Regions from separate parts of the Mus musculus genome. Here region 1 is linked to region 2. Evidence: chromatin loops called from intact Hi-C (ENCODE). Cell type or tissue: heart. All regions are shown on one strand. Each heading gives the region's core, and the rest is flanking DNA. Links, peaks and the distances in the headings are about the cores only.

The links. Peaks named below come from ENCODE experiments on the same cell type or tissue, not always from the same donor. Only the 100,000 strongest peaks of a DNase experiment are listed, where the experiment ranks them.
Region 1: a loop joins it to region 2, with 9 times the contacts of the local background. A loop is called at or near these places in 18 of 42 quality-filtered maps.

What each region holds. Positions count from the first base shown.
Region 1 is chr14:60,706,861-60,715,194 of GRCm38, reverse strand. It overlaps Spata13 (spermatogenesis associated 13), which reads right to left. Exons shown (of 13, transcript NM_001033272.2): 3 at 8,116-8,334; 4 at 5,626-5,770. Among named protein-coding and RNA genes, the nearest start is that of Gm41165, 27 kb to the right of the region's middle. In heart, for the core only: a CTCF peak has its summit at 3,440 (motif pointing left); a DNase peak (open chromatin) is centred at 5,774; H3K27ac peaks cover 1,128 bases.
Region 2 is chr14:60,766,473-60,774,806 of GRCm38, reverse strand. It overlaps C1qtnf9 (C1q and tumor necrosis factor related protein 9), which reads right to left and starts at 6,673. Exons shown (of 4, transcript NM_183175.4): 1 at 6,639-6,673; 2 at 2,345-2,531. The coding sequence starts at 2,510. It overlaps Gm34997 (a long non-coding RNA gene), which reads left to right and starts at 6,764. Exons shown (of 3, transcript XR_383477.4): 1 at 6,764-6,863; 2 at 8,118-8,176. In heart, for the core only: CTCF peaks have their summits at 1,179, 3,535 and 5,245 (motif pointing left); DNase peaks (open chromatin) are centred at 3,586, 5,286 and 6,776; H3K4me3 peaks cover 395 bases; H3K27ac peaks cover 578 bases.

The sequences.
Region 1 (8,334 bases), core at 99-8,098, 60 kb after region 2:
TGGAAGAAGGAACTGGCAGAGGCCATGGAGGGTGCTGCTTACTGGTTTGCTCCTTAGAGTTTGCTCAGCCTGCTTCCTTATACCATCTAGGACCTGCACAGGGACAGCATTGCCTACAGTGAATACCTTACAGACTTGCCTGCAGGTGAATCTTACGGAGGCATTTTCTCAATTCCTCTTCCCAGCTATGTCTAGGTTTGTGTCAAGCTGGCAAAACTAACCAGCACAGAATGGACCTTCTGTGCCACTATCTGTTGAAACTGTCTACTTTGCTTATGTGTGTGTGTGTGTGTGTGTGTGTGTGTGTGTGTGTGTGTAAGGTCACAGTTAAGAGATTACCTTGAGGGCTGGAGAGATGGCTCAGGGGTTAAGAGCACTGACTGCTCTTCCGAAGGTCCTGAGTTCAAATCCCAGCAACCACATGGTGGCTCACAACCACCCGTAATGAGATCTGACGCCCTCTTCTGGGTGTCTGAAGACAGCTACAATGTACTTAGATATAATAATAAAGAAATCTTAAAAAAAATCACATAAAGAGATTACCTTGAAGCCAAGTGGTGATGGAACATACCTTTAACCCCAACACTTGGAGGCAGGGGCAGCTGGATCTCTGTATGGTCTACAGAGTAAGTTCCAGGACTACCCAGAGAATCCCTGTCTTGAAAAAAACAAAAAACAAAACAACAACAACAAAAAACCCAAAACCCTTGACTCCCCAAAGAGACTTTGAACTTGGACTTTTAAACAGTGCTTAGACTAAAGGACTTTGGGGCCATACGCATTTTGCATTTGATATGATTGTGAGTCTACAGGGGCCAGGTAGTGGAATGTAGTGGTTAGAATGGACAGTGTTCACTCATAGGCTCATGTTCTTGAAGAACTTGGTGCCCAGTTGGTCGTACTATTTGAGAAGATGGTGTAGCCTTGTTCGAGGAAGTACAGCATGGGCAAAGCCTGAGTTAACTGCCTTGCCCCAGTTCCAATTCACTCTACTTTGTGTTTGAAGATCTGAGCTGTCAGCTTCCTGCTCCTGCTGCCATGGATGCTGCTTGCTGCCAAGCTTGCCCCCAACCCCCAATCTCCCACATCTCTCAGGCTGGACTCTTATCCCTCTAGAACAGTAAGCCATAACAAACTTCCATAAATTGCTTATTTTATCATTGCATCATAAAAGTAACTAATATAACATCTTAGCATCTAGAAAGAAAGGTTCTCTAACTAGGCAGTGAGGTAGGAAATGGTCTATCAGGAGCCACAAGTCAGCAAGTGAGCATGTTGGCAGCTTCTAGAAGCTATGGACCATTAGGCATTTAAACCAGAGATGCTTTAGTTGCCATGGAGACCCAAAAGGCTATGCAAGTGAAGCAAGCACCTGTTAGGTAGTTGCTGTGTTGGGCAGGAAGGTCATAACCTGACCCATGAAGTCTCTGGTTATGCCTCCCTGATCTTGGGGTCCCTAACATTAAGAGATCATTTGACTAATGAAGCAGAAAATCTGTGCATCAGCCATTGTGACAGGGAAACCCAGACTCCTGCATCGAGAAGGAGCAGGTCATCTTTGCACAGAAACTCTAGTCCTTTTGCTGCTGACAGGCTTCTCTCATTTACCTCCACCCAGGACAGAGTCACTCTCTGTGGAAGAATTGCTTTTTAACTCTTTAGAGAGAGTGAGCTTGCAAGCATGCATGCTGGAGAGCCGATGGCTTGACTGGATAGCTAGAGGAAGGAGGGGAGAGCAGAAGGTGACTATGCCTTGGTATGGGGCCAAGGGTATGAAAGACATATCAGAAGACCCTGAAAAGCTTACAAAGTGAAATGCAAAAGATGCTGCTTAATAGCCACATGGGCATGATGCTCACGGTGCACACATTGGCTCATCTTCTGTACTTTTTAAAAAAAGACTTATTTATTTATTATATGTAAGTACACTGTAGCTGTCTCCATGCACTCCAGAAGAGGGCATCAGATCCCATTACAGATGGTTGTGAGTCACCATGTGGTTGCTGGGAATTGAACTCAGGACCTTTGGAAGAGTAGTCAGTGCTCTTAACCGCTGAGCCATCTCTGCAGCCCCTTCTCTACTTATCTTGATGCAGTGGACTCAGGATGAAACAAAACACCCACCAGGCCATGGCTGCAGAAAGGATGTCCAGTCTGAGCTAGACCACAGGGCCTGCCCTCATCAGGGTTAATGATACGGTTCTCTGTAGGAACCAGATAGCTACTTGTGGTAAGCTTATTACAATGGACATTTTTATAAAAGAAGTGGGCAATGATTTGTCCTCCCTGAAAAAGCCACTTGTGCTGGACACAGATTATTCATGCCCCTCTCTGGCCTCACCAGAGGCTCCCAGACAGCCATGGCATCTCCTAGATGCCACCTAGAACTTCCCAGTGACTGGGTCACATCTAACACCACCTCAATGTAACTCAATTGCCTAGGAAACCCGGGGACACACCCTGGTGCTGCCATGATACCCTGCAGGGGCACATGCTGTGAACCTGTGACTCATGTCACCGAGGGATGCTAAGCCACAGCTGGAAACCATGGGTAAACACAGAAGCAGCTACTCTCTTACTCCACAGCGCACTTGCAAAACATTTTCCTCCCAGAAGCACTGCTCTGGCAAAACGGAATTTCATCTCCAAAAGAAGTCCTTCCATGGCACATCCCAGTTCTAGCCACAGAGTCAGACAAAGCCGGAGCTAGTCATTTCGAGTTCCTCTTGCGTCAGGGAAATGAACACCCGTGGGAACTGTGGGTGGCCTTTGTGGTCACTAACACTGAGGATACTCGGTAGGACTCATAGAGCAGCCTCATATCCATCTTCTCTTTGTTTGCCTTACTCCAAGCTACTATACGTGCTTTGTTCCTTCGTTCTCTCTGATTTTAATCTTTTTTATTCATCTTTAGGATTTTCAGGCGAACCTGGAAATCACAGTGAGGCCCAAGCTAATTTGGCTAACTTGGCCTCCTGAGATTACAGACATTGCACCACCACATACATAGGCCATTCTCCCTTCCAAAGCACAAATCAGGAGCCACCGCCCTAGACATCCTATGACATATCTGTGCCCTCAGACGCTCAACACACACACACACACACACACACACACACACACACACACAAAGAGGTTTTGCTTTTCTTTTGTTTTTCAAGACAGGATTTCTCTGTGTTGTCCTGGCTGTCCTGGAACTTGCTCTGTACACCAGGGTGTCCCCAAGCTCCGATCCACCTGCCTCTGCCTTCCTAGGGCTGGGATTAAAGGGGTGTTCTACCACATCCAGCTCTGTCTTGTTTTTAATTGGAGCACAAACTTGAACCCACCATTTTCCAATTGGCAATGGGTCCACATCGTACTCAGAAGCCCTGGTCCTCAGGAATGAGTTGCCTTCCATTTAGCTACTACCCCTGACCACAGTGCCCTCTTCTGTCCATGTCTCCTGAGCACAGTCACTCTGATCTCCTTGCTAACCTTGGTGGAACATCTGCTGCTGCTCCAGGGGACCTCACTCACTCTTCCTCATCACCCAGGTTCTGGTGACTACTCAGGGTCACTCCTGCCCCTTCCTGTCCTCCCCCACCCCTCCTCATTTTCTTGCGAGCACTAGTGACTTAGGGAATCCTACCAGGAAGCCATTCAAATGCTGGAGTGTACAGTACCCCTCTGTATCCGAGGGTCCTTTGGATGACAAGCTCCTCTGTGGATACTCAAGCCCCTTTACTTAAAATAGTTGCCTTAGCATATAACATATACATTCTCCTGAATACTCGCAATCATCTCTAGATGACTCACAAAACTTGTACAATGTAAACAGCATGTGCACACTTGCTCAAGTCTAGTGCGTAGGTCATGAAAAGGGTGGAGCTGGAACACGGAGCATGTGAGACCCTGGGTTCATGCTCAACGGAGAGGAGTCTGGGCATATTCATTGAAGATATAACTCTTCTCACTATTTCCAGTGGATTAACTGTGTAAATGGTATAGGTATAGCAGTGTAGGTTTGGCCATGGGCATACCCCACCTTGCTGTCTTCTCCTTCACGATGCCCCTGTCCTAGCCAACAGTTCCCTGCCAATCATTCCCCTCTCACAGAGCTTTAAGGGATGGAGGAGCTCTGTCACCTCTGGGTGTCACCTCTGGGAGCGAGGCCTACCCTTCTCCTGTACTAACACTGACGGCAGGGGGCTAAACCCCTGTCCAAATGCGGAGCCCACAAACGGACTCCCAGACCTTGACCTTGCCCCACCACCTACACCATGAACAGGCCACTGGGCTCAAGTGGCTGGAGATTCCCTCCTGGGATCCTGACTCTTGCAAGTACAACTGGAGAGTAGAGTAGGGCAGGCTAGCCTTTCCCCTTCTCCTGGTGGAACCATGCCCAACCTTCTGTGACTACCAGGAGCTATCGTATTATCCTCAATGTTTTATATGGGAGCACCCAACACCTTCCTAATTCATTCCCCCCTTTTTTTCTCCCTCTCCCTCTCTCCCTCTATGGTTTTTCTAGATGAGGCTTTTCTGTATAGCCCCGGCTGTTCTAGAACTAGCTCTATAGATCAGACCGGCCATAAACTCAAAGATCTGTCTAAGTGTTGGGGTTAAAGGCGTGTACCACCACGCCATCTTTTCTTTTTCCTTTCAATTCAGAGTCTCACGTAGCCCAAGTTAGCCCCACACTTGTAACTGAGGAGGACCCTGAACTTCTGGTTTTCCTGCTTCCATCTCCCAAGTACTGAGACTCCCGGCATGTTCCACTCTGCGCCGTTTTACATTAGGGTTTAAGCTCAGGGCTTTGTGAGTGCTGGGCCAGCACCCCACCAAATGAATGCACCCCAACACCCTTTTTTCTTAAACTAGTCAGTTAGTTTTACTGTTTTCAAACAAAGAACCCTAAGAGGTTTGTCTCTGTTTTTCTTTATAAATTAAAAAAAAAAAGTCACATAGACCATGAAACAGGCTTCTTGGCTGTATGTGAAGGCTGAGGAGAGACCCCCTCTGTTCCTCATAACCTAGTGTTTTCCATGCCTTTCTGATCCTTGTTGGTATCTGAGCACATGCAGGCATGATAGACATCGGGACAATTCGCTAAAGCACTTTTGATTGACCTGAACCCCCAAATGATGGTGGCATCCCTGCTCCAGACCCCTAATTGTGACCTAGATGGAAACACGGTCTTTGCAGGTGGCGAGTTAGGATGAGGGCCTTGGGGTGGGGAAGGGGCCCACTTGAGACGGATGTCCTTACAAAAGAAGGCACATTTGCAACAGGGCGAATGTCACAGAGTGTGCAGGTGGAGACAGGCTGCATGGGCCAGCCAGGGAGCCCTGAGGCTGGCAGAAGCCAGGCGAGGTTCAGCTCCCCATTCCTGCATCCTCAAAAAACCAAAAAACTACCCTCCACACCAGAACCTTAGGTCTCTAGCCTGGTCATCGGTTTACCCTGGCATGGCTCTGCAGCAACTCAAGAGACATGCAGACTTGACAGGAGTTTGAAATCCTGAGTAACCCAGATAATAACTTCCACACTGCCCTGGCCACAAGATGGGAAAAGTGCAGAATCCCTTGGTGCCTCAGGCTCCCTGGTCCCAGACAAAAGATTCCAGGAAGCCCCAAGACTCACCATTGGATGTTTTCATCTGCCGTCGCCGCCCCACGCGGTCCAGCCCGATGGGAGTGCTCTGAGAGAAGGTGAAGGGCCGGAGGCGGGCAGACACAGCCTTGTAGGGTGGAACTTGGTGTGCAGGCACAGGAGGCCTGGCTGCTGGCTGTGAAAGGAAGTGAGAAGCTGTGAGAAGGTGCCAGGAAGTCTCAGCTCCTGCGAGCCACAAAACAGTTCTGTGTTCTCGCCTTGAAGCCACTGGCAGATGTGGAGTGTCTTCTTCAAACCCCCGCCAGCAGCTGTATGCTGCACCAAGCTCTGTAGCAATAGGCTGTTCTAAAGTTCCAACAGGCAGCTTCAAAGCTGGCTCTGTCACACTTCTTCCTACTTGTGAGAGACATGCCGGTGGGGAACAGGGAGAGAAAGAGAGGCCTCTGAGGGAGAGGAAGGCTGAGGCAGCAGCAGAGCTGTGAGCGACAGTTAGGAAAGCACGGTGACCATAGCAGCATCCGAGGATGCAAGGGCAGGACCACAGCACACAGGCATGGTCACAGATCTCCAGTGACAGCTTTTATTTAAAAAGAACTTATTTAGGAGGCTGGAGAGGAGGCTCAGGATTAAGAGTGCTAGCTGTTCTACCAGAGGACCTGGATTTAATTCCTAGCACCTACATGGCAGCTCACAACTATTTGTAACTCCAGTCCCAGGGGATCTGACACCCTCACACTGGCATACATGCAAGCAAAACACCAATGCTCATAAAGTTAAAATAAATAATTCACTAAAATTGTTTTTTATCTTACATAGTTTGGGTGTATGAGAGAGAGGGGGAGAGAGAGACAGAGAGACAGAGACAGACAGACATATGAGTGGGTACCTGCAGAGGCCCAAAGAGGGTGTCTGATCCCTTTGTACTGCAGTTAAAGGTGTAAGTGAGCTGCTTCATATGGGTGTTCTATAAGAGGAATAAGAACTGTCTCCCCTACTAATGAGCTGTCTCCCCTCCTGGGCTTTTTAGGGTGTATACTAGGGTCTCACTTTGTAGACCAGGCTGGCCTCAATCCCCCAAGTTCTCTGCCTCAGCATCCTGAATTCTAGAATTATAGGCACAAGCACCATGTCTGGGGCACAATACTATTTTGACGATCCGAAACAAAGTGTGTTCTAAGTATCTCTGACTATCCTTGCCTCAACTGTGCCTTGCATTTAGATACATTACAGTTTGCTTTAGTTTAGTTAGAAATATTTCCCAACAAGTGGAGCACCTGAAAACAAAAGGATCTTAAAGACCTTGTCATATCTTTAACTTCACTTTTGCTTGTGTCTTTTGCTTGTCTCTGAGGCATGGTCTCATAACCCACAATAGTCTCCCTTGGCTGAACGGACTTGAATTCCTCACCCCCCCCCCCACTTCCTTCTCACAAGAGCTGGGGTCACAGCTGTGTGCCACCACACTGGCCTTATAACTTTACTTGAAGAATTCAACTCAACTGACTTAAGCAAGGGTTTTAGAGTGTTTGCTACAAGCAGGACATTGTGCTGAGCTTGGCAGGAAAAACTTTAACACACAGCCCAAGCCCAATATAGAATTTCTCCCCCCACCCCCGCCCCAGAGAATTTTACAGGTAATTTAAGAAAGCACCTCGCAGGTTTTCAATATGAAACTGAGCATATAAGTTATTATATAAACTATTCCATGACCGTATGAGTATGCTCATGAGTTAGTTGGCACAGCTAAGCAAAGAAGTTTGACTTTCACCAAGATAGAGCCTTTACATGAATATTCCATAACCTTAAAGTGCTCACTAGGCACTTAAGAAATCCTTGCCAGATGTGCTGGGGGCCAATGGTGTTGATGGTCTAACCTGCAACCCAAAAGCAGAACAAGGCAAGGTGGTGTTGCTTTATGGTAGAGAGCTCGCCCAGGATGTTCCGAGCCTGGGTCCGTTCTAGGAATGGTTGGTGATTAATCACTGGGGACAGACGTGATTTTAGAAGACAGAGAAGTTAGTTCTCCTCTCATGGTCCTCTGCTTTGTTTTGGGGGATGGATGGGAGGAACACAGGTCTTCCTGCATGAAGACAAATGCTATCACTGAGCTACATCCACCCCGCCAACCCCCCACCCCAGTCCCTTCTCTTTCATCTTTACTTTGTTCCTATGTTTGCATTCTAATAACGGACCACTTAAGTCTTTCGAAAATCACTCCCCTCAGGAAGTAAACCAGATAAAGCCAGGCTATGGCCCCCCCGGCTCAGGTCTCAGGGCTTTTCAGACTAATGGCAAGTCTGTGCTGTGAGCTGAGGCTCCAGGAAAGGAGAATAGAAAGCAGATGATGAGAGAGCGGACTGTTAGTGTGGATCCAAGTAGGTTTCAAAGTCAGGAAGAAAAGGAGTGAGGAGGTATGTCCCCCTCCAGAAGGAAAAGCAGTGTCCAGTTTAGTCTGCAGGGAGGACAGAGGCAGGGAGCTGAGCGTCTCTGCTGGCCATGGTTGAAGAAACCAGCTCTTACTTGGACCAAGAGGTTCTCCACATCCTCTACCTGGGTGTTGCCATAGAAGCTGACCCCTCCAATCACAGATATAGGTCGCCTTCTCCGGCCTCCCCTGCAAGAGCCTGAGGGGGCGCATGGATCCTGGCTGGTGGTAGTCACACTTGCTGGGTGCATCCTGTCCACGTGGTCCTCATCTGGAGGGTCTGCAGCAATGGCATCTTCAGGAATGGACAAGCT
Region 2 (8,334 bases), core at 208-8,207:
ATTAACCTGCTCCTGGAAATATGCCACTAGACTTGGACGACAGCCCCCACTGAATACATCCTTTTAGAATTGTTCTATTTTGATGATTTATAATGATCTTACCTGTTCTGATTGTGATTCACTGAATACATAGTTTCAGAGTTGTAATGGTTGGATGATTTTTGCGCTTTACTGTGCCAAATGATTTTTGTTGGTATCTGTGATTGTCTCACTGGATGCAGTTTCTAAGAGGTGTAATGTTTGGTTTTTTAATGTATTAAATCCCCTGCTTGAGAGCTGCAAAATACACTCAGATTCAAACTGCCTCTGTGTTTGTTTCTGTTTGTCACCACCGAATCCTTACCCACCTAGCTTCAAGGACCCTCATTCCAGGGACCCCCATACTCGACTGGGGTGGTCTGTGGCAAGGGACTGGAGTTCAAATCCCCACCACCCATGTAAAAACTCGAGCATAGCTATTCGAGGACTGGAACGCAGGGAGTGGGGGGGTGCGGGGGGAGGTAACGGGGGTCGTGAGGATTCGCTAGCCAGTCAGCCAGCTTGGTCCACATGAAAGCTTCAGGTACTGCAGAAGACCCTGCCCTCTGTAAAGCTGAGCAGAATAGAGGGAGATACCTAAAAATGATGTACACATACACACACACACACACACACACACACACACACGCACGCACGCACGCACGCACGCACGCACGCACGCACGCACACACCACCACCACCACCACCACCACCACCACCACCACCACCACCACCACCACCAGTGAGAGGAAAAGATGGAAGGAGAGAGAGAGAGAGACAGGGAAAGAGAGATGAATGGATAGATAGATGAGATAGATAGATAGATAGATAGATAGATAGATAGATAGATAGATAGATAGATAGATAGATAGATTTTGAGCCAAGTACAGTGAGTGGTACACGCCTATAATCCCAGGACTCATTAGACAAAGGCAAGAGGATAAAGAGTTCAAGTATGTCTTTGAGTACATATCAAGTTTGAAGCCAGCTTGTGCTACATGCAACTCTATGGAGAGACGGATGGAGGGAGGGAGAGAAGGGGAGAACGAGTTAGAATTGAACTCATCCTAACAGCACTGGCTGCTCTTCCAGAGTACCCAGATTCAATTCCCAACACCCACATTGGGGCTACAGCCAGATGGCTCAATGCCCCCTCTTCTGGCCTCTGAGGGCACTGCAAACATGTGGTGCCTAAATATGCATGCAGAAAAGAACATCCATACACATAAGAAATATTTAAATATCTAAAAAAAAAAAACCTTTTTTAAAGGGTGGAGGGATTAACAACCAAGAAAGATGGAGAAATGTTTGCAAAGGGAGAAGTAAACAAAGTTGGCATACCAGGTTGAGGTATATTCCTCTTGATTTATCTTGTAATCACCCCTCTGCTTCATGTGTACAAAATATCTGATAATAAACATTAAAACTTTATATATTCAGAGCTGGTGAGATGGCTCAGTGGTTAAAAGCACTGGCTGTTCTTCCAGAGGTCCTAAGTTCAATTCCCAGCACGTACATGGTACAAAAGGCCATCTATAAAGGGGTCTGATGCCCTCTTCTGACATGCAGGTCTACATGCAGACAGAGCAATCATACACTAAGAATTTATATAAATAAATAAATCATATTAAAATCCTTCATACATTCAAAACTAAACACTGACCCAGACATGGTGGTACATGCCATGGCCACAGCTCCTGGGAAGCCATATGCTACCTCCTTGTCAGTCACTTTGCAGCCATCTCAGATATTCAAATGTCCAAGGCAACCTCACAATGCTGATGGCAACATAACCTTAACTGTAACAATAAATTTCTCTAAGTGTAAGAAAAATTGATGCTGGGAACTTTAAAATGTAATCCTTAATCTTTTTTATTATTAATGGTTAATTATTCCTTACCTAGTGTAGAAATTAAACATTATCATAGATGATGCATATATAGGAGGAAGCAAGACATGGGTAGGGTTCTGTGCTTTCTATGGCTATAGGCGTCCACTGTGGGCCTTCTCCCTGTGCATGGGGGTTGCCTCTGTCCTTAGCCATCAGATTGCTCCACTGATCTCATGATACTAATGATGCATCACACCCGCAGTATCCCACTCTGTGTTTCTGCCTGTTTTGTAGGAACACTTGTTAACAGTCATCTGCTGTCGACGAGAAGCCTGTGGGGGTGGGGTGCAGTTGACCTTGCCCTGCACTTCATTCAGCACCTGCAGGGCACATTGGTGGGTGAGGGCTCAGTGGGCAGGTGGAACAGTATACCAGTGGCAGGTGGGTGACTGAAGGGATAGAAGAAGGCCATAAGAAGCAGCAAGTGTCAAGTACCTGCGTCTCCTTTGTCACCCTTGGCACCATCTCGTCCATCTCTTCCAGGTAGGCCATTGTGACCTGGATTCCCAGGGATGCCGGAGTGCCCTTGCCGGCAGGTGTCCTGGGAGAATACACTTCTCGTGCATGCACCCATAACCAGCAGAAGCCACCAAATCCTCATGGTCAGACCACAGGGTCTCAACTGAAAGAGGGAAAACAGAAACTGAAGGATGTATAGCCCCTGGGTGCAGGTACAGTTGCTGGGCATGAACACTGCCTCTCATTTCTTCAATGAGACAGGTTTTGGTCTCTCAGCAAGGACAGAGGTGCTGAGGAGTGACAGGGCCTCCTGTCTCTGCACTGACAAAGGCCTGAACCAGATCTTACTGCGTCAGATGAACAGGGCAGGAGAAAACCAGAGACCAGGTAGCTGACCAACCTGGACTAGAAGAAGCTTGTTGCAAAGCCTGGCATAATGGCACCCAACTGTTATCCCAGCACTCAGAAGGCTGAGAGAGAAATCACAAGTTCCGGGTCAAAACAGTATTCAGTTATGTGCTGAGACCCCATTGTTGCAAAAGAAAGAAAGAAAGAAAGAAAGAAAGAGAGAGAGAGAGAGAGAGAGAGAGAGAGAGAGAGAGAGAGAGGAAGGAAGGAAGGAAGGAAGGAAGGAAGGAAGGAAGAAAGGAAGGAAAGAAAGATGGGGGGAGGAAGGAAGGAAGGAAGGAAGGAAGGAAGGAAGGAAGGGACATTGTTCTTAGATGGCAACACATGGTTGGGACCATTTTTAATGGTCAATAAATGTGGAAGCCAAGTTTTGAGGTCAGGAGACTCTCCTATGTATTGTTTCAATTTGAGCAAGCTACTTTTTTAAGCCACAGAAAAATGCTTTCTTATCCCATGGGGCTAGTATAAAGACCACATTTGACCACAATATACATGAAAATTCACACTAAAAATAAAAAGCCACGTGAAATTACCATCTGACCTAGCAACTCTATTCCTGGGAATAAAAAACAAAACAAAGCAAAACAAAACAACAACAACAAAGGTTTGACTATGCTTGGGGTTCCTGGCAGCAATATTCTTGGCAGCCACTAGGGGGAGCAGGCCACATGCACATCCGTGGATGAGCAGTTAAAGAATACGTAGTATATAAATACAGTGGCATGTCATTCGGCCCCAGAAAAGCAGGAAATCCTGGTCCCCTCCAGGACATTAGGTGGTGACATTCTGGGACTGAAAGACAGATCTGGTATGTATGCGAAGTGATCCAAATCATGGAGCAAAGCAATATGGCAGGTGCCGGGAGCTGAAGGGAGGGGGCGCTGTTCAGTGGAAGATGAGACCTCTGCAGGTCAATGACGGCGATGGTTTCAGGATGGTGTGACTGTATCTACTGCTATTCAACCATACACTTAAATTAGTTAGACTAGTAAGTTTGAGCCTATTATATATCTTATTATGTATTTTATCACAATAAAAACAACAAAACATTAAATGTCTTCAGCCTCAGGTTGGAGCTGAGATCTGGGCAAGATCAGTAGGCAAACTGCTCCCCATAACAGGATCAGCATGCAAGCCCCTGCAGGGGCTTGAGTCTTTGAGATTTGAATGGGTGGGATTCCAGATCGAGCTGAGGATCCCTGTGAGTGTGCAAAGTGTCATACCATCTGTCCCCCAGGACCTGCCTGGCAGGGGCGTTGCGTTTGATACAAAGTCATGGGACTCAAAAGCTCACCTGGCTGTACTTTGAGAGTTACGTCCCCAGTCCCTGATATTTAGTACCGAGCAGGAGGCTGGGCAGTGACAGGTGGATACAAGGACTATGTGATGGCAGCTCTTTTAATATTTAAAGAGCAACGCATCCCTCCCCCACCAAACCAAAGAACACATGGGTTAATGCAACCCATCAGACCCCAGATCCTATGTACTGTGGCCAGCAATGTAGATGTCCACAATCCTCTGTAATGGCAAAAAGCAGGGTGTCTGTCTCTTTGATCCAGTAGTACCATCTCTGCAGTTATTCATAATACAGCAAAGATCTGTGTGCCAACGGTAACTGCAGTATTTTCTGCTAAGGTGGAAAAGGGCACAATATGTAATGCTTGAGAATAGCCTTGGGAAGTAGACCAGTGCGTAAGTGCTGAGAATATCATGAAGGTCAGTGAAATATGTAAAAGATGCATGAAGGCAGAAGGATGGTGAGTTCAAGACCAGCTTGGGTACAGATGAGACTCTGTCTCAAAAGACCCAGCCAAACAAAAAGAACTAAAATCGGGCTGGAGAGATGGCTCAGCAGCTAAGTTCACGCAGTGCTCTTGTGGAGGACTGGCCTTCAGCTCTCAGCACCCACAGGAGGTAGCTACCTATAGCTTCAGCTACAGGAGATTGGAGTCCCCTTTCTGGCCTCTGAGGACATTCATACAACTCGCAGGTGCGCGCGCGCGCACACACACACACACACACACAGGTTTAACATTTTTAAAATCAGGCACATTATGAGGATGTTAATGTATGTATATTATAAAAAACTAGAAATGTATGCAAATAGGCAAACATGTTAATGTATAGAATGATGTAGTAAGAGGCTTTCCTGTGAGGAAAGATGTCTTTGTAGTGCTGGTTACACATTTGTAGCTATTTATTTTTCTTAATTGTGTGTGTGCACATACACACACACACACACACACACACACACACACACACACACACACATAACACACAAACATAAAAACCCTTTGAGGCCGGAGCATCAGACATTGCTGGAGCTGGTGTTACAGGCCACCAGATGTGGGTGCTGAGAAATGAACTCTACTCCCCCTGGGGCTCCATCCCTGAGCCATCTCTCCAGCCCCTCTGTAGCTAGACACTGACATCCAAAAGATGATGTCGCCCTCTGGTGAAAGCTGCAGAGAATGATGGGATACTGAAAGTGTTTCCCAAGGTTTCCCTCAGTCACAAGGCCACTCCACTTCAGGCAGCTGAGTTTTCTTAGCGCCAACCCAGTGAGTTCTCTGCAGTCGTCACTCCTGCTGCTGGGTGCAGAAGCCACTGGTAGACCCTAGATTGACTTTTCCGGGCTTTACCGGTGTTCTGCCTCACTTCCCACCTTCTCCATGAAAAGCCACTTAGTGGGTGGAGAAATGGCTGATCTTCCAGTACCAGGAGGCTCTCGAAGCCCTTGTAGACGATGAGACGCCCTTTCCTGGCTCCCAGTGTGGTACACACAGTGCAGGCATAACACCCACACACATTGTTTTTTTTTTTTAAAAAGCCATTTTTGGTACCTCTTCTGATTTTCTCTAATTTACAGCCATGTGTTCTCAAACATTCCAGGTTCCTTATGCCCCCCCCCCCCCCGCAAACACTTCATAATCCTTATGCAGACCCCACACACGAACATTTAACAGAAATCAAGGGAACACTTTTCCCAGTCAGGGTCTCTCTATGCAGCTCAGACCGGCTTAGAACTCATGGTCCTGCCCCAGCACTCCAAGTGCTGGGGACAGGTCTGCTTCACCAGGCCAGCTTGCGAGCCATCTTTGCTAAGGCTCAGCTTGCTTGAGTGTAAGACTGCCCGGTGACATTCCTTACACTAAGTTGGCTTCATTTATTTCTCCCATGTATTTGATACAATGTTACAGTAGGCATCTTTTCTTCAACATATATTGTTTTTATAGACCATATAAATCAGCATATACACAACTATTAAAACACTCATTAAATGTGTAGCTGATGATCTATAAGCTTTTCTAGAAAGGTCTGTTATTTTTGTGATTTATCCTGTTTTTTTTTTTTTAAAATGCCTCTTCCTAGGCCAGTAGTGCAAAATTCTGGCAGATGAAATTCTCTGCTTTTCTATCTTCTCTTCTCCTTCTCCTTCTTCTCCTCCTCCTCCTCCTTCTTCTCTTCTCCTCTCTCTCTCTCTCTCTCTCTCTCTCTCTTTCTCTCTCTCTCTCTTCCCCCTTTCTCTCTCCCTCCCTCACTCCTTCCCTCCCTTCCTCATTTCCCTTCCTATGTGTATGTGTGTCTCTGTGCATGTCTGTGTGTGTCTGTGTGTCTGTCTGACAGTCTCATACTATAGCCCAGGCTGTCTGTCCTGGAACTTACTCTGTAGCCCAAACCTTTTGTGTCATTACATTACACAGTGTGACATTACAGGCATGAACCACCGCACCTGGTTTGTCCTTTAGAAAAAAAGTTTAAGAAGCAGATTATCTCTGTTCTTACCCAGGGCTTTATACCACACGTGGCTACCTCAGAACCCGGGTGCTGAATGTGAAAAAATATCCTTTAGTGCACTTACCTGAGCCCAGGAGTTGCAGGCTGGATCCTGGCACTGTGCAAACAGGGAACCCTCTCACTGTTAATAAAATCAAGCCTTCCTGCCATAGAACTCCCCAGTGAACCTAAGTGCAAAATAGCAGGAAGGGGAGGGGACGGAGGGAGGCACAAGATGTCTTGGATTAGCTTCAGGAAAAAAAATCACAGCGACACTAGGGTCCAGTAGCCTCCCTTCACAGCAGCCCAGGTATGGACAACTTTGTCCTTTTCTTCTCTGTCCTTTGTGCCAGCAGGTGGAATGTGGGAGAAGAGGTCCCCACTACAGGCTTCTTTCCTTATTGTGAACAGCCCTCTCCTCGGCCTTGAGTCCATCAGGGGTGAGGAAACGGGCGTAAATGTAACAACGAGGAGGACCGTGACTGTAACCTGCGGTCTTTGCAGCACAGAGCAGCAGAATTCCCTTTGTTTACTTAGAACTTTTAATGATTACAGTCACTGTTGCCTGGGACTCTCATTAAGGATAAAACTACATTTAAGAGCAACCTTGGATTCAGTTAACCCTCCCATTGGCATTCACGTCTGTGCAGAATACTGCAGGGCACTTCCAGTCGGGAGGAAAAGGCCTTCTGCTATGCTATGGGGGGTAGGATGGTTCATGAAGCAGCTCTGAGCACCCTTGTGACTCCTAAAGCTCTCGATAAGGCCTGACGCTCCCAGTGACCCTGCTCTGTCCTTTAAATATACCAAACAGTAAAATAAAGTTATCTTCTCCAGTTTGGGTATTTAGGTCGGTGGTAGAGCACCTGTCTAGTAAGCACAAGACCCTGGGTTCAGTCCAGCTATAAGTAAGTAAGTAAGTAAATAAATAAATAAATTCCAGCACTCTGGAAGCAGAGGTAGGTAGACCTCTGTGACTTTGAGGCTAGCCTGGTCTGCAGAGCAAATTCCTGGACAAGCTACACAGAGAGAAGAAACCCAGGAAGTCTGTTTGAGTCTCTGCTCATGGTCACTGCTGTAAGTGGGGGTGCAGTGAATAATCCACTGAAATGGCTCCCTAGCTAGAAAGGTTTCTACTACAGGTGTGAAAGGAGAATAGCCAGAGGCATCTTAAGAGCCTAGAGCAGCGAGAAAAAGAAGCCCATGGCCCAGCACTAGAGAAGTAGGGCTCTACGAGGACAAGCAGCTGAGGGAGGGAACTAGATCAGCCTGAGAACTTAGAGGAGGTGAGGACAGGATGCTAGCGAGTGTGGGTCTTGAAATGTGTCAGGTACATGCGGAGTGGAACTGAAGGATACACAACCACAAATACATGCTGAGGGACGGGGCCCTTTCCACCAGATAGAAGCCCCTTTCATGGGTTCCTGAGGAACACTGCTCTGTCTATAGTTCAGCCTGAGCTGAGCAAATGTAGCTGAGCAAACGCTGCCATCTCGGGGTTACCCACAGCTTTTTTGGGAAACCGAGGTTCCTTTCGGACCTGACAATTACTCTTCTCTTCCAGGAACCCCGGACTTCAGCTTTTGGTGCAGAGGATGCGGCAAGTTACCAGCTTCGTTATCTGTGAGTTTAGACCAGGCATGGAGCAGATGAGGACTCTGTCTATCCTTTCCCTGACCTTCAGCCCACCGAGGAGCACTCGGAGGCTCTGTAGCTTCTCCTGACAAGTGTCTTAACGGTCAGGCAAACGTGCAGCGGTTTCAAGAGCATAAGGATACTGT